Linked DNA regions of Homo sapiens: region 1 is linked to region 2. The links are chromatin loops, found by intact Hi-C in ENCODE. Cell type or tissue: B cell. All regions are shown on one strand. Links, peaks and the distances in the headings refer to the core of each region. The heading gives the core; the rest is flanking DNA. Region 1 overlaps BTBD9 (BTB domain containing 9). Region 2 overlaps BTBD9 (BTB domain containing 9).

Region 1 (16,338 bases), core at 5,200-7,699, 70 kb before region 2:
CTTTAAACCTAAACAGTCTATGGTTAAAAGATCAGTGAGAGAAATATAAAATTGTACTTGTGCCAGGTTCACAAGTCTCTCTTTCTTCTCTGTCCCAATCCTCCCCTCATTCACACTCAGATAACTGTGTGCATGGCAAGCCTGAATGTTAGGAATATAAGGCCATACCAAGGAATCAATGTCACATATTCAGACAAAATACATGGGAAGGAGGAAGTAAATACCCTCTTGAGGGCTGTCATTGAACCATCCAAACTAAAAAGAAACAATACAAGTCACAGCCTGATTATTCTGCAGTGGCCTCATCCAGGCCCTTTCGCCATCCTCTGTCTACCTGCTCACTGGCTATTAATGATTTCATTGCCCACTCACCCTCCCTTCATAGGCACACAGGTCCAGAAAAGAAGGAAACCCCCAAAGAAGTTAGCTATGACAACAAAGGAGAAGAAAATTAGCTAATGGCTGAAATAGAGTTTAACATTATCTGTTTATTTCAACTTTACTTCATCAAAGCACTTACCATTTTTTCCTAATTTATTCTTATACCCATTTAAACATATAATTATTTAATTTAATTTAATTTGTGGCCAGAAGAAGTGACTTGTGGAGATATACACTCCCTGCCCTCAGTTCAGAGCCTTTTGCCATCACACTACTTTCATTCCATCATGGGTTTTCTAAGATGAAATGTTTCATAACACTAAGAGAGAGAAACATTTGTTTTTAGTAGGAAAAGGTTTGTTTTTAAAATAAATGGTGTTCAGGAATAGCTTTCACCAGTGTTCACAGTCCTTATGATATAATAGCAGGTCCTATGGTGAGAAAAATTTGCAAACACTTTGTAAAAACACTGAGAAATGACTGTGTCTCAACAGCCAAATGGGTTTCTGAACAAAAACTAAATTAAATCCATTATAAAAAGCTTTTCAATGGACTACATCTAAATCCCACTGATTTCTTAATCTTTCTAGACTTTAATATAATGCACCCAATACTACCTAGATTTAGAATATTTAGGATATCTGGAAGTAAATCTCTAAATCTTAAAATTGTCTACTAGATTAACTACAAATACTACACACATATAATCACATGAAAGGCAACAGTGCAAGTGAAAGAACGCTGGACTTGGGAGCATAAAGACTTGTTTCTGCTATGTTTTCTACTCATTGTATGAATTGCAGAAGCTTACTTAAACTTTGTGTCAATAAAATGAGTCAATAAAATGTCATTAAAATGAGGTTACCAGTAACTAATAAATAATTTAAATTCCCTATATAGGTTCACCAACCACCCCAGATGCGTTTGGTAATCTATGGCAGAGACTGTGAGTTGCCTATCCAAGAATCCATCTATTCTCTTTTTCCTAAGTAAAACAACCTAGATTTTTTTTTAAGCTGAACCCATAGCTGCCTAGAATAAAGGCTGTATTTCCCAAAGTCCTTTGCAGCTAGGAGTAGCCATCTGACTATGTTCTGATCTTTTCTTTCTTTCTTTGTGGTTTTTATTTTTTTCTTGAGACAGAATTTCACTCTTGTTGCCCAGGCTGGAGTGCAACGGCGCAGTCTCAGCTCACCACAACCTCCGCCTCCCGGGTTCAAGCGATTCTCCAGCCTCAGCCTGCAGAGTAGCTGGGATTATGGGCATGTGCCACCATGCCCAGCTAATTTTTTTTTTTTTTTGTATTTTTAGTAGAGACGGGGTTTCTCTATGTTGGTCATGCTGGTCTTGAACTCCTGACCTCAGGTGATCCGCCCGCCTCGGCCTCCCAAAGTGCTGGGATTACAGGTGTGAGCCACTGTGCCTGGCCTTGTTCTGATCTTTTCACTATTTTTGGCTTTCCTGTCACTCTTCCTTTCCAAGGCATACCTCTGTACCTGTGTTCCTGACCCCATCGGGTCCTGTTTCCTTCACCAGTTCCTTCTTCTACCTGTCCCATCAGCTATTTCTTCTCTGTAGTATCTTTAATTGCTCTCTCGCTGCTAGCCACTTCCTCTCAGCCCAGATCCTTAAGCAACACACCTGTTTTAAGTAATCAGCCCCTCTTATCTCCCCTTTCTTATCAAACTTCTAGAGCCCATAGTTTATATACCCACGTTCCACTTTCTCATAGGCTTAGTGTCTCAATCTATTCCTTTCTCCTTTGCTCTACTGAAACTAATCTGAAAAATCACTCAATGTCCTCTAAGGGCCAAACCCCATGGCCTCTTTTCAGTCTTTACCCCATTTGACAGCCTTACAGGTATCTAGCATGATTAACCACCCTTTCTCCCCAAAAGCCTTCTTTCCTCCGCCTTTTGTAACATCTTCCCTAGGTTCTTCTAATGCCTCTCTGACCAATCCTTCTCAGGTTCTTTTGCACCCTTATCCTTTTTCATTCACTCCAATCATCACTCCCTAGGATACCAGCCCAGATTCCCTCTTGTCTCAGCAAATACACAATCCAAGGTAGTTTAGTCTCTCTCAGAGCATCAACTACTTTTAAACGTTTATTTGGCTTTCTGATTACAAAAGTATTCATGCTCACTGTAACAACTTTAAAATAATTTTTTAAAAGAATTTATTTTGTGCCTGGTCTAGGTTAGGAATTCTCATGTGTACTATTTATTTAAGTTTCATCATAATCCTATGAGATAAACATCTCCTATTCCTTCTGCTACAGTGCTCCTTCCCCCACTTTAAACCAGGCTAATTACTTCAGGCCAGGTCATGGCTCAAGAGTCTTTTCCTTCCCTGACCTTCTTTCCAGATTAGGACATCATATTACTCTCTGTCATAGCACCCTGTTCTTTCCTTCCATAATATGTATCACAATTGGTATTTGATATGGTCTGGCTCTGTGTCCTCACCCAAATCTCATCTCGAATTGTAATCCCCACATGTCAAGGGAGGGACCTGGTGGGAGGTGACTGGGTCATGGGGACTGTTTCCCCATGCTGTTCTCATGATAGTGAGGGAGTTCTCACGAGAGATGATGGTTTAAGTGTGGCACTTCCTTGCTCTTCCTCTTCTTCTCTCTCCTGCCACCATGTAAAATGTGCCTTGCTTCCTCTTTGCCTTCTGCCATAATTGTAAGTTTCCTGAGGCCTCCCCAGCCATGCAGAACTGTGAGTCAATGTTAAACCTCTTTCCTTTATAAATTATCCAGTCTCAGGTAGTATCTTTATATCAGTGTGAAAATGGACTAATACAGTATGTATACACCTTTTGTTTACTATGTTTGCCTCCAGGCTCTATAATGGCTCAAACAGTCTTGCTGAAGGATCCTTTGAAATTAAAATTTCCCAAAGGAGGAACAGAATCATTGTTGTATAAAAGTGAAATGATCAACCCTGGTAAAGAGACAAGAAGTAGAGACCTGGAGAATATTTCCATGTTGCTTAATCTATTGTCTAGGTTCCAGGATAGAGCTATTATGAATTATTCACAAAAAGGCAGTATGTATAGTCAAATGGTTAAGAAAACAGGCTTTGGAGTGAGTGACCTGGGTTCAAGTTCCAGCTCTGCCACTGATTTATCGTAGGACTATGGACAAGGATTCTTCATTGTAAAATGAAGACAAAAGTTAGCATTAAATGAGAATAATTCATTGTAACATACATAGCAGCTTAATGCCTGACACCTAGTAAGTGTTCAACAAATGTTAACTATACATACTCTACTCTTTAAAAGAATCCTAAGGAAGACTACAAGTGGCTTTCTATATTGGTTCCAATATATTTGAAATTATAACCAGAAGATGTTCTTTAAAATTGCTAATATAATCAATACACAAAATCAATTGTATTTCTATAAATGAACAATGAAAAAATGAAAATAAAATTAAGAAAACAATTTCATTTACAATAGCATCAAAAAGAATAAAATATTTAAAATATATTTAGCAAATATGCAAGACTAGTACATTGAAAACTATAAAGTATTGTTGAAAGAAATTTTAAAAGTCCTAAATAAATGGAAAGACATTCTGTGTTCATGGATTAAAAGATTTAATATGTTAAGGTGACGATACTTCTCAAAGCGATCCATAGATTCAATGCAATCCTTTTCAAAATCCCAACACACTTATTTGTAGAAATTGACAACCTGATCCTAAAATTCATATGGAAAGAACCCAGAATAGCCAAAACAATCCCCCATCCCCAAAAGAGTTAGAAGAATCACATTTCCTGATTTTAAAACTTATGACAGACCACAGTAATCAAGATAGTGTAACACTGGCATAAGGGTAGACATATAAACCAACAGAATAAAATTGAGAGCACAGAAATAAACCCATACATCTATGGCCAACTGATTTTTGACAAGGCTGCCAAGACAATTCAAAGGGGAAAATGTGCCTGGGACAACTGGATGTCCAATACAAAAGAATGAATTTAGACTCTTGCCTCACACTGTATATAAAAAGTAACTAAAAATGGATCAAAGACCTAAACATAAGAGTCAAAACTATAATACTTTTAGAAGAAAATAGAGGTGTATGTTATCATAACCTTAGATTAGGCAACAATTTCTTAGCAATGAAACCTAAATCAGCAAGACTTGGTGGCTCATGCCTATAATACCTGCACTTTGGAAGGCCAAGGAGGGAGGATTGCTTGAGCTCAGGAGTTCGAGACCAGAGTGGGCACCATAGTGAGACTCCATCTCCACTAAAATTAGAAAAAAAAATTAGCTGGACTTTGGTGGTGTGCACCTGTCATCCCAGCTACTCAGCTGGTTAAGGTGGGAGAATTGCTTAAGCCTGGGACACAGAGGCTGCAGTGAGCTATCATTGCACTCCAGCCTGGGTGATAGAGTGAAACCCTGTCCAAAGAGAGGAGAGGGGAGGGAAGGGGAGGGGAAGGGAGGGGAGAAGAAGGAAAGAAAAAAGAAAAGAAGAGAAGAGAAGAAAAGGAAAGGAAAACCTAAATCACAAGCAACCAAAGAAAAAATAAATTGGACTTCATCAAAATTTAAAACTTTTGTGCTTCAAAGGACATTATCAAGAAAGCAAAAAGACAACCCACAAAAGGAGAGACAATATTTCCCCACAAAATTAAATCATATATCTGATAGGGTTCTGGTAATTATATACATATGTATATCTTAAAACTCAACAATTTTAAAAAATCCAATTAAACAATGGGCATATAAACAAAAACCAACTCAATTTAAAAAGGCATAAAGAATCTGGATAAGACGTTTTCCAAATAAAACCCTGTAAATCCCCAATAAGCATATGAAAAGACACTCAATGTTATTAGCCATCAGGTAAATGCAAATGAAAACCACAACTGATATACCCACAAGGATGGCTATAATCAAAAATGTCTGATAATGACAATGAGTGTTGATGAGAATGTTGAGAAATTAGAACCATTTCATACTACTAGCCGGAATGTAAAATGGTACAGTTTCTATGGAAAACAGTCTGGCAGATCGTCAAAAAGTTAAAGACAGAATTTCCATATGACCCAGCAATTCTACTCCTAGTTATATACTCAAGGGATCTGAAAACATATGTCCATACAAGAACATGTACATAAATGTGTATAGCAGCATTATTCACAGCAGCCAAAAGACTAAAATGGCCCAAATATCCATCAACTGATGAATGGATAAGTAAAATACTGTATATTCATACAATGGAACATTATTCAGCCATAAATAGAAATGAAGTACTGATATATGCTATAACACAGATGAACCTTGAGAGAATTATATGAAGTAAAAGAAGCCAGACACAAAAGGCCACATATTGTATGATTCCATTTACATGAAATGTCCAGAATACACAAATCCATAAAGACATAAAGCAGATTAGTGGTGGCCAGGGGATGGGGAGAGAAGGGATTGGGAAGTGACTGCTTATGGATACTGAGTTTCTTTTTAGGGTGATAAAAAATGTTAGTGGTGATGGATGCACAACCTTCTGAATACACTAAAGACCACTTAATTGTACACCTTAAAATGGTGAATTTATGGCATATTAACTATATCTCAATTTTTAAAATTCCAAAATAAGCCGCTAATATAAATCCATTCCTTTAGCACACTAGCCCATTTTCTTTCCTCAGCAGACTTAGAGAACAAGTACTCTTCATTTACCATAGCATGATTTTGTGAGTCTTTAATATCTTCAAACAGTAGTAGACCCAGTTAGGTAACCTTACTTGATACAGAAGTAGAATAGACAAATTTGCATCTTATCTGGCACAGTTCCAAAACAGAGGATGCATTCATTACCGACAGCACAGCTAGGACAATAGAAGAATCACACATTTGAAAAGTGAAAGCTTCCGCCCAGAGCAAGTCAATAAAAAAAAACAAAACCCCAAACTACTAACTCTTCATCCCTGAGCCTGCCTGGCATGCATGGGATCTCATTCTGCCAAAAACCAAATTCAAAACAAATATCAAGATTCTAGGGAGGGCAAAGTTCAAACAAGCAAAAGCATTTCTAGTTGTTACTGCAGATAAGGGATAAACTGATGTGTTTCATTCTGGGCTTGTTATTATCAAATTGACCCTGGCCAGCAGAGGATAAAATTAGGATGGTTTCACTCCAGGTAAAAAGGTAGAGCTCAGTTCCAGAGTGGCCCGCACTTGAAATACTTTCTACTTCAATTAATTCTGTCAGAAAAGAGACAAATTCAGAAATCTCTTCAGGTTAGAGCCCTAGCCCTTTTCAGTGTTGTAAAATTCATACTGGGAAGAGGCTGAGGTAGGAAATATTACTGTCATCACTGAGGCTTTCAGTGCTTATTGTCAATCGTTATGAAACGATCTTGTCTGATTCATACCTCTAAACAATCAGAAGAAATCAAAGTAACAATGTAAGAGTTTCAGGAACAAATACAAAACTTGCCTGATGGTTGTAGCTTTGAGTTGTGCAATTCTAGGAATGTACCATGATCTCTGGCTTCTATCCAGAATGCTAAATAGACAATCTATCTGAGGAAGGGCCTGATCCCTCATACCTGGCCTGGGCAGGTCTGTGACTACATGTGTATCACTCGCTTTGAACCTGATACCCTATAAGACAAGGGAAGAAAATCTGGAAACTGGCAAAACAGTTAAAAAAAAAATTGGACAGTCATTGTAGGGCTCCTGCCAACTTCTGGTTTCTTGCCATAGAGAGTAATGATTCCTGCCAGTCACTTAGAAAAAGAATAGCTTCTAGAAAAGCTAAATTGCTATGACCTGAAAGCAGCAACTCTGCATCAGCACATAAAAACTTATAGGAAGTTGGAAGTCTGAAAAATCAGATTCATATTCAGAAATTTAATCTCTCCTCCAATACTGAAGCTATAATGAGAAATAAGCTCCTGCAAAAACACATATTAATCATTTTATTGGTTCTGTTGTTAAAAAAAAAAACAAACAATAACACCCAGCTAGTGTTACATTCTCAGTGCAAATGATATAAGGTTTTGTGATGGCAAAACCTTCAAATTATTTTATCCATATTTGTTCTATAACTTTTTAATACTAAATATTCCCAAATAAATAGAAGTCAATGGACTCAGGAAAGCAGCCATAAAGCCTATTTGAGTTTCCATACTGATCGCAGATCTTCTAGTGTTGGTCTAAATATTCTAGTGATAAACAATTCAGCACCTAGAATAATTCTCCATGTCAGCTGTGCACAACAGTTACAAATGAAATTTTGAAAATGTCTTTGGGGGAATAAAAGCTTTGTGAAGATGCTGGGGGAGGGGCAGTGAAATGTGGGTGCTTCAGAAATCAACAACAGTGGACAGGATGTTAATGAGCTATGACGTCAGCAGAGACATGTATTGGTAAGCTACTATTCAAGTGGGCTCAACTTTAGGCCTCTCAACCCAAAACCTGAGCTTAGATCCAACACACATTCATAGGTCTTTAGGTAAAAGGCAAGGGAAGATAAGGAAAGAAATTCTTCACAACTCTGTAGGACAGGGACCTAGCACCTTCTTATAAATCTTTGGCTCCTACACAAATCTAACATTTTAGAGTCCCAGAAAAGAGTAACCATAAGGAGCATCAGCATAGGCCAAAGGCAAAATTCTTTGCCAAGCTCTAAGTGCTGTTGAGATTTTGATCTAAAGCCCGAGAATTGATTGTGTGTGTGTTTTTTTAATCTCCAAATTCTACTGACTATCAGCAAGTTGAAGCAAGCCCCACATCACACTGTAGAGGAATATACATACATTACCATTCCATTAAATTTCTTGTCAGAATTGGTACTTGGAAAAGACCTCTTAGATTAGGGAATACATTTTCATTTACAGTAAGGAGTTGGCATTCCCAATTCCCAGTGGTAGTACTAGAAGAATTGGAAAAATAATTTTCTGATACTCTTACTCTCAAAAACAATGTTAGAAGATTAAAAGACTAGTCCTGGATATGCAATCTTAATAAGAAGAATCACATTGGGGAAACTAAATTTCTACAGGTATCGTGTCATCTGAAATCAATAATCACCTTGGTGAGGAAGGTAGGACAAAGTACTTTCTTATTATGATATTTTAATGGGGATCACACTTTGCTGCCCAGGCTGGAGTGCAGTGCCTATTCACAGACACGACCACAGTGCACTGCCGCCTCAAACTCCTGGGCTCTAGCAATCCTCCTGCCTCAGCCTCCTGAGTAGCTGGGACTATAAGCGAGTGCCACTATGCCTGGCTATGATTATCACCATGCTCAAGGAAGCTCAATGACCAGTCTGAGCAGGATTCACATGGTAAGTAGCAGAACCAGGTCTGGAAGTGAAGTCAGAGTTCAAATTCCTTGTTCTGTTTCCACTACCTGGCTGTCTTTTGTAAGGAGAATGGGAGGCAGAAATGGGAGTGAACAAGAAGAAAGCAGAATAAAAATGTATGTTGCACCTGAGTATTTCTCAAATAGATTTTAATTTTATTTTCCTACAGGTTTGGAAAAGTATTTGATGACATCTTAACTGTTTAAACTTTTATTTTCCTTTTGAATCCGACTTGCAACACATCTGTTGATCACATATAAAATAAAATTGCCAGAGATTAAGCAATGAGTTGTTTTCAATAAATTCTAACTTTTGTTCCCAGTCCAATTCAAATGGCAACTTTCAGAATGAGGCCAAATTGAAAGATCATTTCAGAGCAATAAAAGAGGAAGTTCTTTCAGTAGGGAATCACTTTTGAGTTCTAGTTCTTTGCAATGTTATATTTAAGACCAATTACTTATCCAGTATGCCTGTGTACCAGCCTGGCTATGCCCGGATCAGGACGAGAAGCAGACCAGCCACAGTTCTTCCTGTGTGCAACCTGCAGCAGCCCCTTGCAGAGTCTAGCTGGGGTTTTGAAGAATTCTAGTCATGCATTTAATAAAAGTCATTTTCCCAATGTGCTAGACTTCAGTTCTAACTTGGAAAAAGGGAGCTAAGTTGGGTAAAGTTAAATGTGGGGAAATATGCAGGACAAAATCAGCTAAGTGACTGCTTTCAACAAAAACCAAAAACTATTTCATTTTCCATGGGTATTTTCACAATGTTTTCCTATGTTCATGACTATAAAGATGATCAATTGTAAATCCTGAAGTAGCAATGGAAATAATTATCAAAACTGGATTCAATTAGAAGACTAACAAAATCCATCATGCTTGCCTTTCCATCCAGATAAATTCAAGAATCCCTGCATTCAAGGTCCTCAATGGAACAACTCTGATGTATAATCAGATCAAAGGAAAGCTGTTTTTGCTTTCTTTTTGGAGATAATTTATTTTTCCTAAAAAAGGAATCCCAATGAAACAGCTGATACATAACCTAAAATTAGGCCACTTTACTTACTAACACTTGAAGGACACGATTTAAAATCATGGCACTGGCAAAGCGTGGTGGCTCATGCCTGTAATCTCAGCACTTTGAGAGGCCGAGGCAAGAGGATCACATGAGGCCAGGAGTTCGAGACCAGCCTGGGCAACACAGTGAGACCCCCATCTCAAAAGAAAATAGAAAAATTAGTTAGGTGTAGTGACATGCACCTGCAGTCCCAGTTTCTTGGGAGGCTGAGGCAGGGGGATCACTTGAGCCCAGGAGTTCAAGTCTGCAGTGAGCTATAATCGTGACACTGCACTCCAGCAACAGAGCAAGACCCTGTCTCTAAACAAAACAAAACAAAACCAAAAAAACAGTTCTCATATTCTCTTACTTCCTTTGCCTACTATTCTAATGCTTAAAGGTTAAATACATTGAAGAGAATCCAAAAAGAATCCAAAGCTTTGTGATCTGGATAGGGGATGAACCCACCAATGTTTGTTTTTCCTTTGCTCGGGTTGAAATAATTCCAAGACTGCCACATTGACACCTTAGCCTTACATCATGAGATATAGTTGTTAAGGTCACTATATTTGCATGTTGGCTTAACAAGAAAAATCCCTGAAAAACCACTGAACATACAAACTATAAATACTCCAAAGTAAACAGTTGCTGTGTAGAATCAACAAAAAAAGAATATATGCAAAGAGGGAACATCTTTTATTATTTCCTAAGTCTTACCAACAACAGGCTTCCAAATTAATTTTGTCTTTACCCCTCTTTGTCCGAAAAACTAAGGCTAAAAGCAGTAGCATTTCTACCATCCCTCCCTCACTCAGTCCATTCTCAGGAAACACAGAGCCCAAAGGAAGTATCCAAAGGAAAATGATACGAAATTCTAATGCTTAGGTACTACTTCAGGTACCAGTGCTATAGAAAAAGACCAAAGAGAAATAATTGGTGGACAGGCGCAGTGACTCATGCCTGTCATCCCAGCACTTTGGGAGGCCGAGGCAGGTGGATCACTTGAGGCCAGGAGTTCGAGCCCAGCCAGGCCAACATGGTGAAACCCTGTCTTCACTAAAAATACAAAAACTAGCCAGGCATGATGGCAGGTGCCTGTGATCCCAGGTACTTGGGAGGCGGAGGCAGGAGAATCGCTTGAACTAGGGAGGTGGAGGTTGCAGTGAGCTGACATCACATCACTGCACTCCAGCCTGGGTGACAGAGACAGACTCCATCTCAAAACAAAACAAAACCCAAGACAAATAATTGGTGGCCTACAACATAATGTGAATTAACTTAATTCCTTAAGCAAGCTTAATCAGCATACTTTTCTGAGATATTCTATAAGGGCTTAATAAGTGTTCATTAGTTTTGAAATGGGAGAAAAGATGTAAGATAGAGTACCCTGTAGTTGTTTTTTAAATACTTATTTTTAATCTATATTTCTAAAATTCAGGAAAACAGATGTTCATAAACTCCTGTTTACTGATTAAGAATTTCTTGAAAAGGCTATCTCTAAAATATGTGATCTGGCTGAGCATGGTGGCTCACGCCTGTAATTCCAGCACTTTGGGAGGCCGAGGTGGGCAGATCACCAGGTCAGGAGATTGAGACCATCCTGGCTAACACAGTGAAACCCTGTCTCTACTAAAAATAAAAAAAATTAGCCAAGTATGGTGGTCCGTGCCTGTAGTTCCAGCTACTTGGGAGGCTAAGGCAGGAGAATCTCTTGAACCCAGGAGGTAAAGGTTGCAGTGAGCCGAGATCATGCCACTGCACTCCAGCCTGGGCAACAGAGCAAGACTCTGTATCAAAAAATAAATAAATAAATAATAATAAAATAAATAAAATATGTGAGCTTATGGGTGGTTGTACAAGTGTGTGATTTCCTGAGTATAAAACCAAAAACAAGGCATAATTCGAACTAATTTATCCAGTCAGTTATCTCCCTAGCATGAACCCAATTCTGTAATCATTTTCTAGAGCTAAACCGTTATATTTTCTGGGCTCTAACACATCAATGAGTTTTTATTTTAAAAAAAGAAATCATTCCACTTGCTCAAAGAAATTAATGACTTAAAGAATATCAAGAGTTTTTATTTGAATATGTTTACATAGTTGATAAAATCCAAAACATCTATCTCTTATATCTTAGAATTAGAAACAAAAATCTAGTTGTCCAGGCATGGTGGCTCACACCTATAATCCCAGCACTTTGGGAGGCTGAGGCGGGAGGATCACTTGAGTCTAGTAATCACTTGAGACCACCCTGGGCAACTGTGTGAGACCCCCACATCTACAAAAAGTTTAAAAATTAGCCAGGCATGGTAGCATGCACCTGTAGTCTCAGCTACCTGGGAGGCTGAGGGGAGGATCACTTGAGCCCAGGAGGCTGGGGCTGCAGTGAGCCGTGACCACACTACTGCACTCAAGCTTGGGTAACCAAGTGAGACCTTATCTCAAAACAAACAAACAAAAAAAAGAATAAAAAATAATGTTAATGGAATAATCTCAAAAACTTAGCATTTTTTATTCCATGAAACTGAAGAACTGTGCTATGGAAGATTTTTTAAATGAACAGCTCTAAAATAACTTTCATTGATAAGAAAACATGAAAATATTACCTGGTCATGTAACACCTATGAATTAAACATCTTCAGTGAGGAAGTTCCTTAGAGAATGATACTGAATGACTAACTTAACAATGCAACAGTGTGCAATGTCATGTCACGAGGGCCGGGTACAGTGGCTCACACCTATAATCCCAACACTTTGGGAGGCTGAGGTGGGAGGATCACTTGAGCCTGGGAGTTCAAGACCAGCCTGGGTAACATAGTGAGACCCTGTCTCTATAAAAAATAATTTAAAAAAACAAGAAAATATCATGTCATGAATTCACATATTATTCATGCAAGTGGTTCCCTGCATGTATCTCCAGTCCAACCTCTCTCTCTTGTGACCTCCTGTCCCACATTCTGATTGCTGACCAGGTAGTTCTACTTGAATATCCTTACCAACTCTCCATACTCAACCTGGCCCAAACTGAGGGGCAACATGCATAAAAAAGAACATGGCATGAAAGTAGACTTGCACGCCGTGTTCTTGGAGAGGAAGACAAGATCAGAGGATGCCACTACTCTCTAATTCTAATTAATAACATCTCAGTAAGAATACCATAACCCATTCCCCATCAAAATTAGATAAGTTGATTATAAGGCTAATTTAGAAGAGCAATCATGCAAGAATAGCCAAGAAAACCCTGAAAAAGAAGAGCAGATATTAAAACATGTTATAAAGCCTCTATAAATAAAATAATGTAGTATTGGCACATGAATCGACTGCTCAGTGGTGTGGAGTAGAAAACCCAAGATATAGAGCCAAACTACATTTGAAATTGTATGTTTATTATTTAACAGAGGCAACAACGCAAATCAGGGATGGGCTTTTTAATAAGTATTGTTGGGTTAACCAGATGGCCATACGGAAAAAGATAAAATCGGATACATTCTTTCTCAATGTGCTTTAGTTCCAAAGCAAACAAACAAAAAATCAGATCCATCTTCATACTGTACATGAGGATAAATTCCAAATGAATCAAAGACTTAAATATAAAAAATGAAAAAATATTAAGCATAAAAAAAATGCCAGGTGTAGTGACTCACACCAGTAATCCCAGCACTTTCGGAGGCCAAGGCGGGCAGATTACTTGAGCTGAGGAGTTTGAGACCAGCCTGGGCAACATGGCAATACCCCGTCTCTATAAAAAACATTAAAAGTCAGCCAGACACGGTGGCGTGCACCTGTAATCCAAGCCACTCAGGAGGCTGAAGTGGGAAGATCGATAGAACCCAGGAGGCAGAGGTTACAATGAGCCAAGATTGTGTCATTTGGGCAACAGGGCAAGACTCTGCCTCTGCCTATATATATATATGTGTACACACATACACACACATATACACACACACATACATATATATGTACACACACATATATATAAAATAAAATAATTTTAAAATGGGTCAATTCCTCTATATTCTGAAAGTAGAGAAACATTTCCTATGTGACTCATCATCCAGATGCAAAAAGGAAAAAGACTGATCAATCTGACTACATAAAAAACAAAATTCTACATACTAAAAACAAAAAAAAGCAACACAAAAGTACAAACAAAAAACTGAGAAAAAATATCTGCGACTTCTATCACAGAGAGATTAATATTCCTAATATATAAAGAATTCCTAAAATAAAGAACTGAAGCCTGTGTTGAAAACTGGAAGACAGAACCAAGCGGAGTTCACAGAAAAGATCGGCAAGCATCCCCAAAACACACGAACATATGCTCAACTTCCTTCTCGATAACAGAAATGAAAAGCTCTCACCAACTAGATCTCTCAAAGTTTGAAAAACATACTCTGTTGTTAAGAGTGTAGGGAAACAGGCCCTCTCATACACTGTGGGTAGGAACTGGGGACATTTGAGGGAGCAGCTGAAGTCTTACGACTATGTAACAGTGTACAAAGGAGCCAGCAGCCATTTGGACTACATTAAAAAAAAAAAAAAAGTCTGACCAGGTGCGGTGGCTCACACCTGTAATACCAGCACTTTGGGAGGCTAAGGTAGGCAGATCAAACGAGGTCAGGAGTTTGAGACCAGCCTGGTGAACAGGGTAAAACCCTAACTCTACTAAAAATACAAAAATTAGCCGGATGTGATGGCGTGTGCCTATAATCCAAGCTATTCAGGAGGCTGAGGCTGGAGAATCACCTGAACCCAGGAGGTGGAGGTTGCAGTGAGCCGAGATCAGACCACTGCACTCCAGCCTGGGTGACAAAGCGAGACTCCATCTCAAAACAACAACAACAACAACAACAACAAAACAGTCGGAAATTTTGTAAACTGCCTTAGAAATTCCCAGTCTAGCCCACTGTGTATAGTTGTATATGATGAGTAGTTGCACATGGACTATATAAAGTGGTACTTAACGGAACTGTTCAATGTGTGGCCCTGCTACCAACCGCCTAACCCTTAGGAAATCATTTCTTCCTACCAAACTCTTCTTTTGATTCAAATTAAGCTTAGTCCTTCCATCTCCATCCTTTCCTTCTTTCCTTCCTTCCTTCTTTTTTCTTAACTATGCCCTTAGGGAGGACAATAACATCCCTCTTTTAAAAAGTATTCTTTCCCAAACTTAGACTCCTCTTCAGTAACGTGGCTTAAACTAGGAAAGACAAACTGAAATGTCCACGTGGGTGGCATGCGAGCTGGATGAGGACAGACTGGAGAACATATGCTTATACTCACTGCAGTGAGGCAGCGGGGGCTGTGGATCTGATGTTGAAAAAGTTTCCTATTTTTCAAGAGCAGCTGGTGATTTGGATATTTTTAAGAGAAATTTCCCAATTTTTAAGAGCTGGCATCCAATTTTTATTTCCTTACACTGTATAGGCCAAACAAAAATGCCACTGTTTAGACCTCTAGTTTGCAAGGCCTGTTTTACATCTTTTCTCAGCAGGCTTATTTTTTAACCAATTAATCATCTAGATTGCTCTTCTCTAGACCAGCCAGTTATTCATCACTTTCAAAATACAGAGATCAAAAAGGGACATCATTTTCTAAGAATGTGATGTGACTGGTACATCTCTGTTTTACATGTCATTTTCCTGTACAAACATTCTAGGACTTCATGCTTTTTTTAAAGAGTAGTGTATCCCATCCTATGCTGGAACTTGCTCATGGTCACACAACTACTATTTTTTTTAAACAATATTCTAATTAGAAACCAATTACTTTGATGCCTGGTTCAGCCCTTCTGTCTCACTGACCTACTGTGTAACCTTCAAGTTTCCCAACCATAAAATGAGAATAATAATAATAATCCATAAAATGGTTGTAATAAGGTGTCTATTGATGGGGTTTTCGTGAAGACTGAATGATTTGTTATGTGTAAAGTGTTCTGCACAATGCCTGGCACCTAGATACACTTTCCAGACAAAGTGACAAGTGCTGTTATTGTAGCTATTATGCAGCTATATGCTCATTTAACATAGTCCAGAGTACCCCCAAAAGTTTCACAGAAGTTTAGGTGTTACATTTATTACCTTATCTTTATGTTTGTGGACTATCACTAAAAGAGACTGAACTGACAAAATTCGCCATTTACAAAAACAAAATCATTGCTATTCAGTACCTTGTGCTTGTGAAGGTGCTTATTTTAAGTGGATTGCTTGATAATATGTTGTAATATTCTCCCTGCTATCTGGAATAGGAAGACATCCATAACTACTGGGGTCATCCAGAAGGTATTCTCTCATTCTTATAGCTGTCTTTTGTGTTCCATGGCATCTCATACATAATAGCTAATAGTGGCTCTCCCAATAAATTTTACTCATTCTCTGAATAATGAAGGATGTAAGTCACAAGGCCCTGATGATTTGAATTCATCATTTTTCCCCCAACCATATATTATTTTTTAAAAACAACCAACAGAAAGACCCTTTTCTCCCTCTGGCTACTGCCCTTTCTCCTTTTTTCTTTTTCCTTCACATCAATCTCCACTTTCTTTCTTCCCACTTATTCCT
Region 2 (16,338 bases), core at 9,076-11,575:
TTTTGGAAGTAGGGTAATGCTGGCCTCAGAGACTGAACTGGGAAATATTCCCTTCTGTTCAATTTTTCTAGAAGAGTTTATGTAGAATGGATATCATTTATTCCTTAAATGTTTAGCAGAATTCATCAGTAAAGCCATCTGAGCCTGGTGTTTCTCTGTGGAAAATCTTTTAGCTTTAAATTCAATTTCTTGCCCATGTGGGGCAGCTCATGCCTATAATCCCAGAACTTTGGGAGGCTGAGGCTTTAATTCAGGAGTTCAAGACCAGCCTAGGCAACATAGTGAGACCTCATCTCTGCTAAAGTTAAAAAAAAAATTAGCTGGGTATGGTGGTGTGTGCCTGTAGTCCCAGCTACTTGGAAGGCTGAGGCAGAGGAATCACTTGAGCCTGGGAGGTTGATGCTGCAGTGAGCCTTCATTGCGCTACTGTGCTCCAGCCTGGGCAACAGATAGAGACTGTCGCAAAAAAACAAAAAATCAATTTATTTAATATATATGGGTACTCAGGCCGGGTGCGGTGGCTCACGCCTGTAATCCCAGCACTTTGGGAGGCCGAGGCAGGCAGATCACGAGGTCAGGAAATCGAGACCATCCTGGCTAACAGGTTGAAACCCCATCTCTACTAAAAATACAAAAAAAAAAAAAAAAAAAATTAGCCGGGCGTGGTGGTGGGCGCCTGTAGTCCCAGCTACTCGGGAGGCTGAGGCAGGAGAATGGTATGAAACCAGGAGGTGGAGCTTGCAGTGAGCTGAGACTGGGAGGCAGGAGAATGGCTTGAATCTGGGAGGTGGAGCTTGCAGTGAGCCGAGACCACGCCACTGCACTCCAGTCTGGGTGACAGAGCTAGACTCCATCTCTAAATAAATAAATAAATAAATTATATATATATATATATATATATATATATATATATATATATATATATATGTATGTATGTATGTATTTCAGTTATTTATTTCTTCCTGAGTGACTTAGGTAATTTTTATCTTTTTCTTTCTTTTTTCCTTTTTTTTTTTTTTTTGAGACAGTCTCACTCTGTTGTCCAGGCCAGAGTGCCGTGGTATGATCATGGCTCATTGCAGCTTCAACCTCCCAGGCTCAAGCAATCCTCTCATCGCAGCCTCCAGAGTAGCAGGGACTACAGATGCATGTCATCATGCCCAGCTAAGATGGGGGTCTCACTATGTTGTCCAGGCTAGTTTCAAGTTCCTGGTTTCAAGTGATCCTCCTGCCTCAGCCTCCCAAAGTGCTGGGATTACATGCATGTGAGCCACTGTGCCCAGCCAATAATTTTTATCTTTTAATAAATCTGTCCTTTACAACTAAGATGTCTAATTTATTAGCATAAAGTTGTTCATAGTACTCTTTATTAGTCTTTTAATATCTATGGAATCTGTACTGATGTCAGAATTTCTAAAGTTGACTGAAAATCTGAGCTCCATGCTTCCTTTTCCTTTTTTTTTTTTTTTTTTTTTTTTTTTAGATGGAGTTTCACTCTTGTTGCCCAGGCTGGAGTGCAATGGAGCTATCTTGGCTCACTGCAGCTCTGCCTCCCGGATTCAAGCAATTCTCCTGCGTCAGCTTCCCGAGTAGCTGAGACTATAGGCATGTATCACTACGCCTGACTAATTTTGCATTTTTTTAGTAGAGACGGGGTTTCACCTTGTTGGCCAGGCTGGTCTCAAACTCCTGACCTCAGGTGATCTGCCCTCCTCGGCCTCCCAAATTGCTAGGGATTACAGGCATGGGCTACCGCACCCGGCCCTTTTTCCTTCTTAAAGAAGGCAAAGCAGGTTTTTTGTGAGTTTTTGTTGGTTTGTGGTCTTGAACTAAAACTTCCCAGGTTCAAGTTATTTTCGTGTCTCAGCCTCCTGAGTAGCTGGGGTTACACGTGCCCACCACCATGCCCAGCTGATTTTTGTATTTTTAGTGGAGAAAGGGTTCTGTAATGTTGGCCAGGCTGGTATCGAAGTCCTGACCTCAAGTGATCCACCTGTCTCAGCCTCCCGAAGTGCTGGGATTACAGGCGTGAGCCACCGTACCCTTCCTCAATCACATTTTTAAGACAACTATATATCTGGAACATCACTCATGCCTAGAGAAGCTCTATTATTGATAAAATAAAAATCCCAAAATTCAAGTGCAATTAACAGCAACCAGTCTATGCATAACCAAACATACATGGAGAATCCACTAAACTTCAGTCAATAAATCAGGGAACATTTACATTAGAATGTGCTAATGAGAGAGCTGATTAAACAAAAATACAAATGGCAGATTTTCCTATTTGTGGTCCTGAATTAAAACAAACAAACAAAAAAGAATTACAGAATTAAAAGAAATTATTAAGACCATTTCCTAAAACCACAGAGAAAGAATGCCATAGAAAAGGATCTCATTCTATTTTTGTCCCTTTTAGCTTGGTTTTCAGAAACCGTCAGACGCTTCTTTTCCTCAAAGTTTCTTCCCCTACAGCTAAGAGAGGATGTCTGTCATTTTCGCCTGAACAAATACAAAACTATCTGTTTCTGAATTTGTGTTCTGTTAGAGTCTATGTATACAAATACCTTAGAAATAAAACCAATGTAAAAATCAGAAATTACCTCCCCCCATATTAGGCCACAATACCAACTTATATATTATTCAGGTATACTAGAGATAGTTGAACTCAGGTCACAGAAAGTTAGAGTTATAAGAAACTGCTGAGCAATTTGTTCCATTCATATCCATTGCTTCAGCTTGTACAGCATCAACTGAGAAGGTGATCTACGCCATGCACCACCATTCCACATTTTCACCTGCCTCTGGGACAAAATCACTGATACCTTGTGGACACTTCAGTTACAATGTGTCCAAGAGATTCATCAATTCATCAAAATGCTTTTTCCTCCTTCCTCTTGACTTCTCTATTTCTATTCTGGCTCCACAATTTTCCTAAATTACCCAAGCTTAAAAATTTCATCATGTTTGACTCCACTCCTACTTCTTCACTCTTTCCATCCTCCTCTGTAGATTCTATTTCCAAAATGTCATTCAAATCTGAACTTTCTTTCATCTTTCCAAGTTCAGTGCCTCGTTATCATAGCTTACTTTTTTTTCTTTAAACGGCCTTACTTAGGTATTACTGGCATATATAAACTGCACATGTTTAAAGTGGCTCTACCTTTGTTTTTTATAGGTAATTCCAATAGAATTTCTGAATTCCAATTTCTCTGTACCCTCTATCCTTCATTCTAATCTATTTTACTCATGGCTTTCCAGTACATTTTTCTTAAACTCTTGGCCTCAATTTTCCCACCTTGGCTTCCCGAAGTGCTGAGATTACAGGTGTAAACCACCATGCCCAGTCCCCCAGCACATCCTTCTAAAGCACAGTTCTGACTGGGTAATTTCCTAGTTTTCAGTCTTCAAGATCAACTATCATGTAAATTCAACCCTTGTTGCATGGCATATTCAAAGTTCTATTCTGACCCCAACCTATATATCAACCTTATTTCCTAACATTCCCTACATACCTCGCACACACCTTATATTGCAGCCAAACTGAAGCACTTGTCATTTCCTAAATATGTCCTTTCTCACTCCTGTAACTTTTTCCAGAAATACATTTCTCTGCCTCTTCTGTCTAAAGAAATCCCAGGCATCTTTCAAGGCCTAGTATAAATATCGTAAGGAAACCTTCCCTGCAAATATGGGCTTCCTTCCTCTAAAATCCTAGAGCATTTGTACTTCTATTACCTCACTTAATACATACTGCTTTATTATTTTGCATCTATCAAACTGTAAGCCCCTTGAAGGCAGAAATCATGTTTTATTCTCCTCTGTAACTCTCAAGTTTCCCTAGGATAGTCCTTTAAAATTCAACTCAAAAGAGATCAAATCATCTACTATATAGAGTATACCCAGAAAAGATACTCAAACATTTGGTGAATGAACCAATGAATGAATATCACAACCTTAGAATATAAAACTTTCTTAATAAAATAACATTTACAGACAGAAATACAGTTTCTATATCCCTCCTCAAAGGTTGCTTTACCTCTCTCTGAGCAAAGCTTCTCTCAGCCTCACTCCCCATCCAAAATATTTAACTTTGACTATGTAGGGAAAATCCCCAGAGGACAGATTTGGGACTCAGAGGATTATTAAAACATTTTGAAAAACCTATGAAAAGAATTTCAATCCTTACTAAGGAAATAAAATATCACTTGTCAGTCCTACTAATCTTGTTGGTATGTCTGTAAAAATCTAAAGTTGCATTAAAAAAAAAAGGCCTATTTAGAAATGTGTGGATGGTCAACAAGTAAATAATCTGAATGAGGCAAAAGCAGTGGATGGCCTACCTCACCATATTTCACTGACTTTCAATAGTGCTTTTATATCCCTCAGCTCCAAATAAAAGTGTCTAGGAACTTTCTTAACCATGTGTCCTGAGGAGTACAAAAAGGGGGATTAGGGCATTTAAGGAACCCACTCTCTCTTTTTTTTTTTCCTTTTTTTTTTTTTTTTGAGACAGTCTCGCTCTGTCGCCCAGGCTGGAGTGCAGTGGCATGATCTCGGCTCACTGCAACCTCCGCCTCCTGGGTTCCAGCAATTCTCCTGCTTCAGCCTCCAGCGTAGCTGGGACTTACAGGCACATGCCACCACGCCTGGCTAATTTTTTTGTATTTTTAGTAAAGACGGGATTTTACCGTGTTAGTCAGGATGGTCTCGATCTCCTGACCTCATGATCCGCCCATCTCGGCCTCCAAAGTGCTGGGATTACAGGCGTGAGCCACCGCGCCCGGCAGGAACCCACTCTTAAAATACCCTGTATGATTCATGGCATCGTAGCCTCCTTGTCATTTAAGAGACTTTGTTAGAGGACCGTTACACAGATACCAGGATTTTGTCGTCTGAGTAGTTTTAATTTGAATTGCACAAATATCACTTAATTTTCACCTTGAACTATAGCACCTCTATTCCACAGCCACATCTTTTGCCCTTTCAATAAACTCTCACACTCACTTTCATTTATTATATGCCACATACTCTTTCAGACTTGAGATACTTGGAAGCCATACAAAATATTGTAATACGTAATTCAAAATTGAGCACGTACACAAGAATTTAGAATTACCTCAAAATTTTATCACTGTCAGAAAATACTGTAAAATACTTCCTCAGAAAACAAAAGACATCAAAATAACATCCTGGAGACCAGACTGATCCTCCTAACACCAACAAGTTCCAAAGAGAAAACAGAGAAAGAAAAGAGAAGGAAAATTTTAGTGAGTGGTAAATTTCAATTCCTTATTAAAGACATAAATATGTTTTGTTGCCAGTAATCTTTAAGGTCTCTGCAGACTGTGTGCTTTGCAGTTGTTAAACGGGCTTTGTTCTCTTTTCTACAAGAACAGAAAAAATAACCACGGGAGGACAGAAAATAACCAAGTGGAGAACCTAGCCATGAAATGCAGTCCAATCTTCACATTTATCATCCTGGCCAGTACAGGCCTGTGTATGCACTGGCCAAACTTAGATGGGAAGACAACCATGATCCTGGCCACAGAAGTGTATCTAGCCAAAAGATGTCTTGTTCTTGAAAATGGAAGCATAGGTTGAAGACGGACTGGATTATAACTCAGGGAATTGCACACAATGTCCTGTCTGGACATAAAGGTTGATTAGGGAGGGTTGGTTTTATTGTGAACTCAGAAAAAAGGACCTTTGTGGAAATCCTTCAGATACCATCCCATTTATCCTAGTGATCTACTGGTTAGCTTTCAGAAAATGCTTTAGCATTTTAATGTGAACATTTTTGAAGTTTCTAAGTCAAACAACCAACAAGAGAAGAACTGGCCTTCTCAACAAGAGAAGAGTGTGTACCTCTGCAGAGCAGCTGATGATGGCATGAGCCATCTAAAGCATGCGCAGCACTCTGCTGATAAAGCACCCTTCACACTTAGTCTGCCTTCAGAAGAGAGGAGCATTAGAAGCCCTCCTGCCTCAGTCCAACAGGCCAAGCAAAATGCCAGTGAGTATCAACTGGAAAGTGCCACCTCAGAAGCCTTTAAAATCACATTTAATTATACGATTCACTGCTGCTTCTTTAACATGCACTGAACGAAGTAGTAAATTAGAAAAGAGCAGTTTTCCAAGATTCATTTGCTACATTAAAATTCTTTGGGAGTTGTTTATAAAAAATCTCCATCGCAAGATGATGACTTTTGGAGCTCTAAGGAACATGTAAATAGAGGATGGTAAACTTACCATAGCATCACTATTTTAGGGGCAGAACCAATGGCCTTAATTTTCTGCAAATGTACTTTAAATAAGTTGTAAGGTATTCCATTTATAAAAATGGCTATCAAACCTTAACATACCCTTGAAAAGTGATAAAAGCTCAGCTCTGGGTGACCTAACTGGCAACTAACATCAGTCTATTTTTAAGGCACAATAATCATTTCAACTGGCTAACAAGTAGCAACTTTGGGTTTACTAGGTGGTACTCGGCAGTGATGCTTCCATCAAAGCAAGGAAGATGAGGTCAGTGCACAGTTTGCCTCACCCAAGGAATCCGACCCACTAGGACCTCAAGAACAAAACTAACTTGTATAACTAAGATTAACCCACAATCCACTTCTTTCCCTCATTTTTACTAATGAAAGGCAGGTTTAGAGCTCAGAATAAATATAGGTAACAAGTCTAAGTGACTTGTACTGACTAAAGGTTTTTCGTTGTTGTTGTTGTTTTAAGCAGGGATGAGTTCTCACTATGTTGCCCAGGCTGGTCTCAAACTCCTGGCCTCAAGAGATCCTCCATCTCAGCCTCCCAAAGGGCTGGGATTACAGGTATGAGCCACTGTGCCCACCTGTGACTGAAGTTTGCTCAAAATGATCCACAGAAACTCTTCCAAAGCCCTACACCTTTCATCCCTGAATCGTCTCCTCCAGCTCAAGGTCACCCAGAGAAAGAAACTAAAATGTCATTACTTGGAATTATGTCTCTTCATTACCAAAAAGAAGATCCAACTTATGTTATTTCTGGCCCATTTAATAAATATTTTTTGAAGGTAAAAACATGGTCATTGAAGCAATAATGATTGCCTCTTTTGAGTTGAATATATTTGCAATTTCAGGCCTCTATAAGCCAGTTAGAAATACAGGGAATACATGAAATAACAGAGCTTCTCTGAACATTCTGCAAGATTCCACTTTGCCTCTGTAGAAAATGTGGGTATTATATGTAGATTTTCTGCAAAGTGCTCTGAAAATTCCATAAATCCCATCCTGCAGGGATTTCACTTTTCTGTAGCCTTTCCACCACACTTGTATCCTATCTCCGCTAAATATATGCTGCAATACCAACATTTCCATAGACAAAGCACTGCACACTAATAAAACACAACACTGTTTACATACAGTGCAAATATATAACATATTTTTAGCATAGGTTAGGAGCAATATTTTTAGATGGATGGAGCCTGCAGTGCTATTAGTAACAAACTTCTACTGTAAATTACTGGCCTAAATAGAAATTTATGTTCCATAAAACCCAGCATGAAACAATAAGTTAGAAATATTTAAATAACATTTTACAGAGTGTTAAGCAGCAAGTGCAACTGTGTCAGGCTGAGTTGGTTACTGAAAAGGAGAGTTGGGCACTGTCATAGAAAGGTCCCCAAGCAGCAAGACGATTCCTTGGTCTTTTATATAACTTAAAAAAAATTATATATGAAATCCAGATTTGCCATACTAGTATGTCAAAGGTAGCCTACATGTTGAAAACAAGTAAAAAATAACCAACCAGTCCAGGAATAAAATGTTGCAACTTCTACAGACAAAAGGCCAAATGGCACCTACAGGAGATGGGATTTTGGTTCCTACCTTCATTCGTTTTCTAAAAATACGCTAGGCCTGCAATGTGAAAAGATGAGCTTATATCTAGGTAGGCCTTTCTAAGATCTATAATCCTGCTCAAGTCATAATCAAGCCCACTCTTGCATTACTCACATTTCACAGAACAAAGAATATTTCTATGATTTCTTGGGGGAAAATCAGCTTCCAATTTAAATGTATCTTTGCTCTTCTGCAAAATACCAAGATTTTAAACACTGTATTCAAAATCTAATATTGTAAGCCTGATACTATGGTTGGATCCTGTGAAGTATGTGAAAACACCATGGAAGCTCCTGAAATTTGTAATTTAGATATTTTTCCAAAATAATGGAAGTGAGGATTGGCTGGGGAGGTGAGGAAGGAAGAAAAGGTCCAACTTCTGTTTCTCTTCCAAACAGAACAAGAAGTCTTCAGGGATTCAGTAATAGAGATGACAGAATGCCATGTCTTCAAGTGAAAATAAAATGATAGCTTTCTCTCTTCTATTTATCCATCTGCAATTCAGTAGGACAAATGCAATACTCTTTTTAAAAAATGGGCTCTGGAACCTCAATAAAAAGAAGTGAGTTCTCTGATTCATAAATAATGTCCCCAAATAAGAAATAAACAATAGTTTTGGGTTATGGTTTTGTTTTATTAAGGCAGGAGATTGGTACTGGCATGCTGATTTTTTCCAATGGATTATCCAGTTTTCATCCTTAAATTCCACATGCCTAAAATTGGATTCATTTCTTTCCCAATCTGACTTATCTCTTTGCCTATTTCTGTCAGTGCTATTTTAATTCTACCAACCGTCTACATTAAAGCCCTCATTCATCACTTCTGATTCCTACTCTGCTCTTATCGGTAGAACCAATATGGAAGCTCAGTAAGAGTACAAATCCTAAGTACACTGGGATGGTGTCTCTTATTCACCTTTCATTCATTCTTTCGCCCCTACCATATGACAAAGACAGTGATAGGTACTGGGTAAAAGTGAACAAAACAGTCACAATCCCTGCCTTCATGGAGCTTACAATCTAGTAGAGAAGACATACATTAAATAAAGATATAATAATAAATTGTGATAAGTGCTTGAAAGAAAAATACTTGGTATGGAGGAATTAATTAAGGGGTGATGGTAGTCAAAAAGGCTTCTCTCTGGTAGTAAAAACTGAGCTGAGACTAAAGGGTAAGTATAACATATAAGTAAGCTAGATGAAGACTAGGGGAAGAGTATTCTAGAAAGAAAGGCAATGTGTTGGGAAACCCTAAGATAGGAAAGAGCTTGGCACATTTTAGGAAAATGCACAAAAGGCCAATAAGGCTGGAGTATTTAATAAATGGGCAGTACAGTGGCCTTGTAGACCATATTAAGAAGTTGGGTTTTATCTCATACTTCCATATAATGAGAAGCTTAATGGGTTATGTACATGATCTGATTTATGTCTTAAAAAGAACACTCTAACTGCTGAGTAGAAAATGGAGAGAAGAAAAGATGGAAACAGGAAAACTAGTTATGGGGCTATTGCAGTAGTTCTGGAAAGAGCTGAGGCTGGGCGTGGTAGCTCGTAACTGTAATTCCAGCACATTGGGAGTTGACGTGGGCGGATCAACCGAGGTCAAGAGCTTGAGATCAGCTCGGCTAATATGGTGAAATTCTGTCTCTACTAAAAATAGAAAAATTAGCCAGGCGAGGTGGTACATGCCTATAATCCCAGCTACTCAGGCGGCTGAGACAGGAGAATTGCTGGAACCTGGGAGGCAGAGGTTGCACGAAGCTGAGATGGCACCACTGCACTACAGCCTGGGCAAAAGAGTGAGACTCTGTCTCAAGAAAGAAAAAACAGAACGGAAAAGAAAAGAAGAGAAGAGAAGAGAAAAGAAAAAGGAAAGAGCTGAGAGTAACCTGAACTAATCAAAGCCATCTTCATTCCCAGGGCCTAGCACAGCTCCTGGTTCATACAAATACATGAATCAATAACAGCATCAGTTCTCAAAGCTCTTTTTTTAATAGTATTTCCACTTGTTCCAGCATAGAGATATCCTCCTGTCTCTTTCTTAAACATAATTACATTCATTTCCAGGGCCAAATTTTTAGTCCACATCATGATAAAAAAAATTAGATGATCTCTAATGCCTATAATTTGAAGTTCAAACTCAACTGCCACATTAAACTCCAAATGAAAGTAAAGTATACTTTTAAAAAATCTCAATCAGATAAATAAGCAAAAATTTATATACAAGAATATTCATCAGAGCGTTATTTACAACAGCAAAACAGAAACTATATGTGCTTCAATATAGGAAAAGTCAAATTATGGTACCTCTATATAATGAAACACTATACACCCCTCGAAAATGTTTTCAAGGAACATTTAATAATGTAGGGAAAAGTAAAACAATGTTAAATGAAATAAGCAGAATATAAAACATACATAATATGATCTGAAGTTCAATTTTAAAAAGAATACATACATATACACATGGCCAAAAAGAAGTAAAATGAAGTACTGAATTAGTGGTCTACGGACTATAAGATTATGGGTGATTTTTACCATCTCAATCTTTTTCTATTTTCCAAATTTTCTTCAATAGTAATACTTATATTCTCAGAAAATCTCCTAGTAACAGTTACATTTAAAAGGAAAAAACATCTTCAGCTGGATCCACATTGCTGTCTCCATCTTTGTTCAAATCTGTGGCTGTGTTTCCTACAGCCCAGCTTCCACCATTGCCTGAACATAGCATATTCCTGCTCTGCAGCTATGGGTCTGTGAGGCTTCCCTCAGCATCTCAAAGCCTGCCCTCAACATTTACTACGCAAAGCACTAATCTGACACAACATATGCTGCCTTTAGCTCTCATCTTCTCTGTCCAATTCACTGTTTTCTGGTTTTTTGTCCTTCCCCACAGCACCACGCACAGCATCATCCTATACAGGAATGTAATATTTGTTGACTGCCCAGAATGAACAAGTTATTCCAATATAAGGGCCACAATTTGGTTCTGAGAAGAACAGCATACCCATGATCTCTTGGGTCTCTGCTGTTTTTCAGCCAAAAGCTGCTGCCATACTTCCCAGTTTGAACCACGGACTGATAGGGCAGGGAAGAGAAGTGGAGAGGAGGTCTAGCTCAACCCCTGAAATGAACACTGAGTTCTAAAGGTCCAGAGAGATTCTCTGAGAGTCTCAGAGAATCTGAGCCAGGCCTGGAAACACGATGGCTCTAGATTCAGTGGTCTTATTCCCAGTCTGTTCTATGGCAGCTCCCTCCAAGAGCTCTTCTCCCTAACTCTTCAAAGAATGTAAACTGGCTAATTAAGTCTGGAAATGTCCACTCGATTTCCTGAATGTCCATTTGGCAGGCTGGAAAAAATTAATTTGGGGTTGCCATTGTGTTTTTCACTCTGTATAATTTAACCGTTAAATATCAAAGGTTCACTGAAGTAAATGAAAGTAGTTTTTAAGCTTAACGGTTAGACACTTTAAAAATTGTTTTCAAGGCAGCACAGCACAAAGGCCAGAATCATCTGATCACAAATTCCTCCCAGGGATATAAAATTAAAAGCATAATTCAGTGTACTTGTAAGGCTACATCTTCCCTTCTCACATCCTTGGAATAAATGAATGCAGACCTGAGTGAAGCCAGGGTGCATAACATGTGCTTATGAGCCAGCCTGAAAAGTACACATTTCACAACTCCAGGAAGACATATTAAAGTCACTGATGAATAATTATTCTGATAAAGCTCTAAGATCCTATGAGGTTAGGCTGTGATTTGAGTTGACAGCTTTGCTTATAAACATTGGTTCTAAAAAATACCAATTAATGATTCATTTGAATCCTGCTTTGCTCTGATACTGTCCAAATTCTGGCATTTCATGTCATGTCGTCGTCTTTTACCATATAAACTTCAGTTTTATCAAGGCAAAGACAGTAAAAAATACTTTCAAGTAAAAATAATACAAATAACAAAGGATCTATTTTACTGTTGTGAACTCTGACAATTTCCTCTTTGCATTAAAAAAGATAATAAGTGTCAAACCAGTTATTATAACACATGACAGCTTCAGAATAGAGACAGCGTATCCAGCTTTATATTATTCAGTATAGACACATGGGAAAAGAGCAAACAGTTTTTCTAACAGATTTCTCTGCCTCAATGCCAATATGGCAAATAATCATAGGAAAATGTTATTACTATACCTAATTTTCCCTTGGAGCTTTTAAATAGAAACTTTTGTTAACTGATTTTTAAAATATGCACAGGGAGTGAGGACAGCAACAACACTACATGGGGCCCTGCCAGTGACATTCAGGCTTCAGAGAGGTGACACCTGGGATGGGTGGGGTTCTGAAGATTAATAAGGGCTGAGGACCAGGGGATGCATCACAAAGACAGATGTCTATCCTAAAAGGGAAGAGCTCCTGAAATGGCATGAATTCCACTGAGGGAGAAGTTGGGGAAATGAAATGAGAAAGCTTAATCTGCGCTTTCTTTCTCTAATTACTGGGGATGACAATCAAAATTAGAGGAGAGTAAAGTAATCCAGATGTACAAGGAACAGAAGCAAAATGAAGTAGTTAAAAGACATTTTATTAGAGACTAAGAGCGATTCACTTCAACTAAGTGTTACCTAGTACCTACTATGTGCTAGCTGTAACATCGAAATACAATTGAATAGACAGGGCTTATTTTGTAAGAGCAAACTCTCATCTACAGGACATGCCAGGGGCAGAATCATGCTTACAATAAGATGCTCAGAAGCAAGACTGTCTTTTCCTTTATACCTAAAAAAGCTTGTTTAGCAAACAGAGTTATCTTTATCTGAAATGCTTCTAATCCTGTGCTTTGTATTTATATCCATACCTTTTAGATAAGACCTACTTTATTGCCAATTCTCACATTTTACTGAGCTAACGAGCAGTATCTATATTTGCTGATTTTATTTTCTGTCACCCTAGTGTTATCATAACTTAATGCTATCAGGGAATAGGAAAGAATCAATGCTGATTATAGTTAAGAAAGCGAGGATGAAAGCAATACGAACTGGGGGTATTTGAATTTGTAAAGCCTCTACAGGAGGTCTTCTTATCCTCGAGTCATTTAAGAATTACTCACTTAACTCAAACTGAGCAACGATGCCACGAACACATCAAGTAAAGCCATCAGTGGCTCTGTGGTGAGGCAGCATGGTTTAGTGGAAAGACAATTCACACAAGGTCTTTAGAGTCAGGTGAACCCGTTTTTGAAATCTGGCCCCATCACTTTTTAAAAACGGTGCAACCTCTCTGGGCTTCAATTTCTTCATCTGTAAGAATGAGAATACCCCTGCTGCCACAGGGATGTTATACAGGATTAGGTAAGACAAAAAGCATGTGTGAGTGCCTAAGAGGAAGCAGCATGTGGTCAATACATGCTGTTTCCTCTCTTTTCCCTCAACTGCTTCCTACCAGGAAGGGGGAGGGGGTCAGAAGTTTAAAAATTTTACCACCAGTCTCTGATTACGTGCGTATATATGTGAGGAGAAACATGTGCAAAGGAAGGTTATATATTTCTGAGTACTGGGCTCTCATGAGCTTTGCCACCTTTAAAATATTTTGGTTTTATTTTATTGATTTTGACTATCATATTAGCTTACTCATATATATCATCTGACACATCCATTTACTGGTCTTTTAAGCATCTCTGGGCATGTGGATGCTTGAAAAATAGTTTATTAGTATGATTTGACTATCTCTATCTTGTCTCCTATTTTTTTTAGAGAATTACATGGCCGGCAGTGAGGATGGTGTCAAATCTCATCAGTCATCTACAACCACTTTCTCTGACCCTTTCTGCATCATTGAATTTGACTCCCTTTCTTCCCATACTCTCCTTAGAGGACCTAAGAGGAAATGTGCATGGGCAGACAAAACAGAAAACTAAAGGAGGGAAGATAAGTGGGTTCTTGGCTTCCGGAAGGATTCTGACCTACTTCACTTGCCTTCAAATTCTGTGTGAATTTATTTCAGAAGCTACAGGGAAGAGCTAAGAACTCCTGTTTTCCTTGGAGAAGGGAAGAAACAAATGCCAGATTAAAACTCAGAGGAAACTCTGGAAATTATAAGCGAGGCTGCTACTATATAATGACCAAGTCGCCTTGGTATGTCTTGTGAGCTAAAATTCCATTTCACTTTTATCATATATAAAACCAGGATTATAGCTCCAGGAGGAGCTACAATCTGTGTTCTCTTTGGTCTATCTGAACATCCCAAATAGTATCACAGTCTACCTGAAGAAGTGCTGCTGAAATAGACTGACAATGCTTCAATTATTTTGGCTGCAGGCAAAGACAAAATAAGTCTCAGGAGTTCTCCAAAAGCTCAAAAAGTTCTCTGTAAACTATGCTGTTATCAAATGGAAACTACAAGAACGCGACCAACACCACAGGAGGAGAGATTTCCCTGGGCTTTGCTCTGGCTATGAAAGAGTTTCCAAATATACAATGAAAAGTCAGTGGAACCTGACAGGCGCCCAATGTGGAGCACAGGGGTTCAGACACACAACCCCTCCAGCTCCTCTCCCGACGGCTTCCCACCCACTGAGCACTGGCCAAACCCTGGTTAAGCGAGCACTGACCTTCCTGTTTATCTGATAATCCACACAGTGTAGATGGGAAAAAATTGAAAGATAGAAAGGAGGAAGCATAAAAAAAATCATTTCCTCAATGTTAGTAAAAACATAAATTGGTTACATGACAAACATGAGGTGGTGACTATGTTAATGGTACAATGGCAAAGTTATTACAATCTTTGGAAGAAAAAAAAAATCCCATTTCTTCACAACTTTCCAACATTTTAAAATCCAAGCCCAGGCTTGAATCACTGCTTTATGAGGTAACACTCCCTTTCTGACTGCATCCGTGTGACTGGGCCACCAAGTCCCACTGATGTAGTTGGTATTACTACTGCTCAATCAACACCTCTCAGAACAACAACTTTCACTTCAGAATCCAAGCCTCAAGTTATAGGGGGCACTAAAATCTTTTTTTATTTTTATTTTTATTTTTAAAAGACAGGATCTGGCTCTGTCGCCCAGGCTAGAGTGCAGTGGCGTGATCTCGGCTCACTGCAACCTCCACCTCTCGGGCTCAAGCAATCCCGCTGCCTCAGCCTCCTGAGTAGCTGGGACTACAGGTGTGCACCACCATGCCCAGCTAACTTTTGTATTTTTGGTAGAGAAAGGGTTCCGTCATGTTGCCCAGGCTGGTCTGGAACTCCTGGGCTCAAGCGATCCTCCTGCCTCGGCCTCCCAAGGTGTGGAGATTACAGGCATGAGTCACTATGCCCAGATGAGCACTAAAATCTTTAAATAAACGCTCTTTTCTATAGACTGCTAAGAGAAATAGAAGGGAAAAAAGCAATACAATACTTAAGATTTACTGGAGAAGTACTACTGGGAATTGAGGGGAGAGTGTACTCTTTGGAAACAGATAAACGTAGCTCTGAAACCCTGCCTTGCTCCTTGCTAGCTGCATGATTCTGAGCAAGCTTCTTGATACTCAGCTTCCTCATCCATAAATACGGGGAGCAATGCACTTCCTTTGCAGGGCTCTTGTGGGCTGAGAGACAGCATGCATTCAACACTCAGAGTACCTCTCCTTTGTCGGTGCTCAATAAACAGTAGCTCATCTCTGCCATTCCTGGAGTTAAGGCAGAAGACCCACAGTACAGCACTCTGCTTAGGAGCTCTTATGAAAGTGTAGGTCAGATTGGTGCAAGTCCTGTCAAATGGGCATTGGTGGGTTACACAATCTGCTTTTAGCCTCTCATTTAAATTAAGCATGGGCCAGAACATCAAACTCTTTTCAAGAAATCAGTGCTGTAACTGGGACCCTGAGACTACCTCCATGCAAAGTAGTATATAAGTAAAAAGCTCTAATTTTGCTTGTAGCTCAGCTATAGAACACGCCAAAACCCCCCACCAAACCCACTGTTCTAAGTAATGGAAGTGTACTCTGAGAACCATCTGAAAAGAAGCCTGACAACTTGCCTGTCTTATTCCCCACCTGACCTCAATCTTTCTTCCTCTGAGTGGATGATTCCAGTGCCAGTTTTAGATCCAGTGCCTACCCAAGATTTGGCGCTTCCCAAACAGACTGTAGTGTTGGTAGACAGCATATAGCCATCACACAGGCTGACACTAAGAGATAGTGGGTATGAATGTGCGCTCTGTGCAAAATCCTCATGGGGAAGGAAGGCAACACCTGGGTACCTTTGGCAATGTAAAAATTCCCTTCTTTTAAAAATGCTCTTTAAACAAAGAGCTTTATATCTAGACTCAAAAATGCCTTTCCATCAGTATCAGCTTCTCCCAGGTAAAAGGAAGTGAAGACAGAAACAATGGAAATCCCATTGAGTAGGGAGAGGCAAAACAGAAAGGTTTATTCTAACGTGAGAGGAGCCCATGATGATGTGAAAGGGAAAGAAGAG

What was found. Peaks named below come from ENCODE experiments on the same cell type or tissue, not always from the same donor. Only the 100,000 strongest peaks of a DNase experiment are listed, where the experiment ranks them.
Region 1: it touches region 2 in a loop (2.1-fold over the local background); 1 of 110 quality-filtered maps calls a loop at or near these places.

The regions. Positions count from the first base shown.
Region 1 is chr6:38,398,252-38,414,589 of GRCh38, forward strand. All of the region lies in intron 6 of BTBD9 (BTB domain containing 9), which reads right to left. Among named protein-coding and RNA genes, the nearest start is that of BTBD9-AS1, 75 kb to the right of the region's middle. In B cell, for the core only: no CTCF peak of the experiment used is centred there; a DNase peak (open chromatin) is centred at 6,200.
Region 2 is chr6:38,464,830-38,481,167 of GRCh38, forward strand. All of the region lies in intron 6 of BTBD9 (BTB domain containing 9), which reads right to left. Among named protein-coding and RNA genes, the nearest start is that of BTBD9-AS1, 8.6 kb to the right of the region's middle. RefSeq lists an enhancer at 12,557-13,080. In B cell, for the core only: no CTCF peak of the experiment used is centred there; no DNase peak of the experiment used is centred there.